Regions from separate parts of the Homo sapiens genome. Here region 1 is linked to region 2. The links are chromatin contacts, found by Hi-C or POLR2A ChIA-PET in ENCODE. All regions are on one chromosome and are shown on one strand. Each heading gives the region's core, a stretch centred on a gene start or an enhancer-like site at or near the end of the contact. The rest is flanking DNA. Distances are from core to core; before and after follow the strand shown. Region 1 overlaps SLC22A23 (solute carrier family 22 member 23). Region 2 overlaps SLC22A23 (solute carrier family 22 member 23).

Region 1 (2,700 bases), core at 192-2,691, 130 kb before region 2:
ATGAAGCCCGAGACACTGATTGCAGTTAGTACTACAGCAGAAGGGCCTTCTCATGTTCATCCCTGGAGTTCCCCCAAAAGTTCACACCCTCCAAGTCCTGTAATTCCAACTCCACAAGTAACAGAAGGATGTCCCCTCAGGAGCTGGCCATCCGAGGCCTGTCACCAATATTAAAACACTGTACCACTCTGAGCAGCCTGGAGGGTGAGGAGGGGCAGGAAGGTCTCTGATAAGAGACTCTGGTGAGGGCCGCGACTTGGGCAGCTTTGCAGCCTCCTTGGCATGAGAGGGTCTCTGCTCCCTTTCTCTGTCCACTTACTGAGGCTTGAGTTGTGACATGTGTTCTCTACTCCTTTCGCTGTCCCATACGCATCTGGCCAGGCCCCGGTGAGTTCTCAGGGTAGTGATCCTGGCTTTGGCCTAAGGATGCTTTGAGGTTCTATCTGAGGAAACTCTTAGAGAGCTGCCTCTCAGTCCGCTTGTCCCCAGGATGCCGGAGGCACTGAAGTGGAAGGTCGGGAGCCTTCCTGGCTCACCCCACCTCGGGTGCAGCCGACCTTCTTCCTCTCCCGACCAGAGGGCGGGGGCCGGGAGCCAGCCTGCACAGTCACACTCTGCTGTCATGCTGCCAGTTTGGCACGGTGTTTTTAGAAGATTAATAGTTAGTTCAAAGGAAGAAAATAAAAACACACTCTTGGGTGTAATCGTGTTGTCAGCTTTTGAGAACCATCCTACTTTTTTTTTTCTTTTGGTCAGAAAAATAGTATATTTAAGGAATGATTGCAGGAAGTGTTGGAAACGAAGCTGTTGCTGTTCCCAGGATGCTGCTGAGGAGGTCAAAGTGAAGGGCACGGCATCCTGAGAGGTGGTGGGAGGACCTGAAAGCACGGTAGAGCCCCGGGTAGACCTGGACCTGCTCCTCCTTCAGCATCTCCCAGCTATGAACACAGCTGCTCCCTGGAGGGCGTCTTCCATCCTCGTCTGGCCCACTTTCTAATCTGGTGCTGACTATGCAGACAGGATGTAAAACTAGTAAAATACCCCTTAATTTGGGTCAGTTAGGGGTGAGGCTAAAATGAATAGCTCAGACTCTAAGTAATCAAAACCCTTTTTGAAGTAGTTTTATTACTCTCAGATCCAAAATGTTACTTACCAACAGACATAAGCCCCCGAGGACCTGCTTAACTGACAGACAAAATTAATGAGTAATAATCACTTTGTGCCGGTTACTGCACCAGGCGCATTCCCGATGTTATTTTTGACTCTTGTAACAACCCTCTGGTGAAGGTTTTGCGACTCCTACGTCATAGATGTTAAAACTGAGCCCCCACACGGTGAAAAAGCTTGCCCTGATGACCGCGGGGCGAAACTAGAAATAAAACTGGGGCTTATCAGGCTCAAACTCCGAGCTCTTAGCCTGCATCCCAGCTGTGCTTGACAGCACATTCGCAAGCTGGCTCAGACCCCACTTTAGGCTCTGAATTCCATGCTACCAGGCTCTCGCTTACCATGCGATGCCCTTCCTCAGAGACAGTGGTAAGCCAGAGTCCAACCCAATGAAGACAAAGTCCAAATGGGTAAAAACCTGAAGGATTATGCTGTCCTGTAGCAGCAGTCACACCTACTACAGCTGAGAACTACTATAGTTGAGTAACTTTGGGATGTGGAGTAGGCCCAGGGCAGCCTCCAGCTTTGTGTACCTTGTTTGTAGCTGGTTGGTGTTAGCTGTTTTCATGGAAAAGGTCATCATTTAGATCCACGGTTGTACTGGCTTCTAGTTTGAGCTAAATAAAGCAAGAAAAAAAAAGAGAAAGAAAGAAAAAGGCATCATGTCATCTTCAAGATGGTTACACCAGTGTTGAAACAGGAGAAAAACTGGTTTACCATCTCAGGTACTCTGATTCATATGTTACAGAAAAAGATGAGTATTTGGCAGGAAGCCTAAGAGTAGGTCTCAATTAAAATGTTAATTTTTTTTTTTTCCTAATCCTTCCTGTTGTAAGAGTTTGGGACTAGAATGAAGGTAGTACCACCACACTGACCATTAGATTAGCAGTTGTCCTGGCTTGGCAGTAATTGACTTGTGAAATTTGTTGGGAGAGTCATGCGTCCCTGTGCATCAGGTCACCCTGTCTGAAAATGACATTTTCCACGGCAGTCTGGTATGGAGCAGCTGAGCCCAAGGAAACCTGGGCTCTGCTCAAGTCTGACTTGGCTATAAGCTTTTTTAATTCTGAATGAGTCACTTCACCTCTTATTCAGTTTCTTTGTTTTTAAAATAGGGAGTTGATCATAACTTTTTTCAACATTTCAGTACTAAAAATTCTATTTAAAAAAGATACTGTGATATTAGTATCTTAAACAGCCATCATGTATCAAATATCTGCTATTCACAGACCCCTGACAAATTATTATTTGTTTAGTCACTGTAACAATGAAATAACACCGAAGCCTGTCCTGTTTTCAGTATGCTACTTTGCTTCTATATGCACATAAAGTGTATTGAATATTTGTCCAGACAAATGCTATAACCTGTAACAAATTAATATAAACCAGAGAATTGTATTTATTTGTATGAACTAGGGCTGTTTCTTTGAGTTTACTGGGGGAAAGAACCTGAGTTTCAATCAGATACAGATTTATAATTTATGTAAGAGACACTTGATCTTGGACTAGCATCACTTCTCAGCCTCAGTTTCT
Region 2 (2,700 bases), core at 41-2,540:
AGAAGATCGGGGACACTAGGTCACTAGAAGCTCCTTGGTGCTGCCGTAGCTCAGCCAGGATGTCACCCTCTGCCTCAACTTGTGCAGGGCCGTGAGAGTCAGGTCACCCAGGCTGGACCACGTGCTGGGTGGGGTGGGGCCTACCCAGGGACGCCTGAAGCTTTTGCTTCGCTGGACAGAAGAAGGACATGAGCCAGGTCTGGTTGACATGAAGGGTGCTGAGTGCTGGTGCATCTGTGGTCCCTTTTTATCCAGGGACAGTGACGAGAAACACGATGACACTCACATGGCACTCACATTTCAGCTCCTTTTCTAAGTGATTTGCAAATATTAATTCATATTTAATATTTAGCCCCCAAGTGCTTCACGTGTATTATTTCTCCATGACAGCCTATGAGAGAGGCACTATAATTAGCCCCGTTTGCCGATGAGGAAACGGGAGCACAGAGAGGCTAAGCAGCTTCCAGAGGTCACACAGCTGCTAAGAAGTTGAGCGAGGACTTGTCCAGCAGGGGTGCAAAGTCCAGCAGGGGTGGCTTTGCCACGCTGCTCTAACATGAGGGAGAGCTCTGGATAGATACAAACTTCCCTGCGCTGAGTAGTGAGTACTCAATCCAGGTTTCTCCAGCGGGGCCATGCTTGCTCGTTTTGGACGGTCCAGATGGCTTTCCCAGATTTCCCCAGACCTCACTCGTTAGCAGGTTAATGCTCTTAGGCTTACAGTACAATTTGTTTGTGGCATTTCCCTAATTAAGTCATCACACTCTGCTTCTTTCACGTTAAAATATTGTCTGGGAATAGCTTGTTTTCTCAAATCCTAATTACACTGATTCATTTCCCTCCTATATTTGGAAAGTGGTATTAGATCCTTTTTAAAAATTTATTTCTTTGCTTATGAGTTTTGCTGGTGCTTATTTCCTTTCCAGAGTCCCAGGCAGGAGGCTGGGTGAGAGGCAGTTGGTGACATGTGACTTAACAAAGAGGATAGAGGCTTCACCTCCTTGGGGAGCGGTCCTCAGGTGGTGGCTCTGCCCCGCAGCCCTTCACAGTGGACTCTGCTCTCTTCCACCCCCAGCTGTCAGATGTGTTGATGGCAGCACGATTGGCAGGGCTGCTGAGTGTGGGGGAAGGCAGCGTGTCTTTCAGTTGCTACATCTCCCACTTCCAGCTTCCTCTGCCCAGGCTCAGTTTTCTGCATGGAATCTTCCTCCCATCACCCCATCTAATCCCACAGCCAACACCTGCTCCGAGCCTCGTGTCTGTCACCCTCTCGCGCCCTGGCCGGCTGGCTGGGCTCCCAGCTTTGTTCCATCCTCCCTGCCACCAGGTCACACATGATCTGATCACATCACCACCGGCTTCAAGCCTCTCCAGTGCCTCCCAGTGCCTTTCGGGTAGACCCCAGGTCCTCCAGGCCACTGCAGAGGCTCTGATCTCTGCCTCCCACCACCTCACACCCTGGCCTTCGTTTGGCTCCCAGGACACACCACCGTCTCCCTCTCCACAGGTCCCTCCCGGTGCACACTCCCTGTCCTCTCAGCTCCCCACTCTTGCCTTGCCCAGCTCCTCAGAGACCAAGTCAGCCCCCAGTTATTCACTGTTACAACTTCAGCACTTCTCCCCGCTTCCCCTCATCCCAGCTACGACGAGTAATTGCAGGGTTCCTTATTACTGCCTGTCACCCCTGCAGAGCGGCAAGGCCAGGCAAGGCAGGGCCCGTCTGTAGAGCCAGACACTTCTGTGCCCCCAGCAGCAGCCCAGCCGAAGGCCTGACGCGACGCGTAGCAGGTGTGCCATGAATATTTATGGGCTAAACGAACCCAGGACTCCTATAGGAAGGAAGGGTTAGGATTGCGGTTGCATTGCCACTGGGTAAGTAAGCGTCTCGGGCCTGGCTGGAGGTACGTGTAGGGGTCCAGTGGGGCTGCTCACTGCCCCATCAGTACATCCTAACCTTGGACTTATGCCGGGGGAAAACCTGATGTTCTCAAATTTCTTATTTCCTTTTCTCTTTTAAAGCTGTCCTTGGTTTATCTCCTAGCAAGTGTGAAGTTCTTACTGGCCTGTGCAGCTGAGTTTAGATATGTGGGTGTGTTCCTGAGCATCATTCTCTCAATGTCAGTCCTGCAACCTTCATATCACATAACGTGCCCAACTGCTGAGAGCACTCCTGTGTCATTAGTTCCTGAGGTTTTGAGCGTTTAAAGCAGGAGTAGAAGGCCCGCTGGTTCCCAATGTGGCCGTGTGGCCAGCAGCCTAATGCAAAAACGAGACCCGGGATGAGTGCCACACACGGCACTGTGCCTTCAGTTTCACAGGCTGAGCATCCCTTATCCAGAATGCTCGGGACCAGAAGTGTTTTGGGGATTGGATGTTTTGGGATTTGGGGATATTTGTATGATACTTACTGGTTGAGCTTTCCAAATCCAAAAATCCCAAATCTGAATGCTCCAGTGAGCATTTCCTTTGAGAATCATGTGGGTGCTCAAAAGATTCTCAATTTTAGAGCATTTCAGGCTTCAGATTTTGTAGAATCTCAAATGGTAGTAATGTAACTCAATGTAGAATGTCGAATGCTCAAATGGTAGTAAGATAAGCAAAAAGTCACTGGACAGTGACTGCCAGGCATCGGAGGAAGCGCTTCATATGTATCTCATCTGCATCTGAGCTTCATGAGGGAGAGGAGCCATTCTCCCTACT

The links. A loop is a pair of places that touch in the nucleus more often than their neighbours do. ChIA-PET counts read pairs that join two places held with the same protein, here RNA polymerase II (POLR2A). Pooled maps may share reads with other maps.
Region 1: a map of astrocyte of the cerebellum shows a loop between it and region 2 (5-fold over the local background). The contact joins two enhancer-like sites. A Hi-C loop is called at or near these places in 6 of 168 maps with a recorded cell type or tissue (IMR-90, ascending aorta, astrocyte of the cerebellum and 3 more), 1 of 37 single-sample maps with no recorded cell type and 3 of 50 pooled maps. POLR2A ChIA-PET finds 5 or more read pairs at or near these places in 4 of 52 experiments (MCF 10A, Panc1, WTC11 and 1 more).

Annotation. Positions count from the first base shown.
Region 1 is chr6:3,425,777-3,428,476 of GRCh38, reverse strand. All of the region lies in intron 1 of SLC22A23 (solute carrier family 22 member 23), which reads left to right. Among named protein-coding and RNA genes, the nearest start is that of SLC22A23, 30 kb to the left of the region's middle. RefSeq lists an enhancer at 39-952. Within about 2 kb of position 1,441, at least 4 of the 41 ENCODE cell types and tissues checked have a DNase peak (open chromatin) inside an H3K27ac peak, as active enhancers do.
Region 2 is chr6:3,294,153-3,296,852 of GRCh38, reverse strand. All of the region lies in intron 5 of SLC22A23 (solute carrier family 22 member 23), which reads left to right. Among named protein-coding and RNA genes, the nearest start is that of PSMG4, 37 kb to the right of the region's middle. RefSeq lists an enhancer at 1-148. Within about 2 kb of position 1,290, at least 2 of the 41 ENCODE cell types and tissues checked have a DNase peak (open chromatin) inside an H3K27ac peak, as active enhancers do.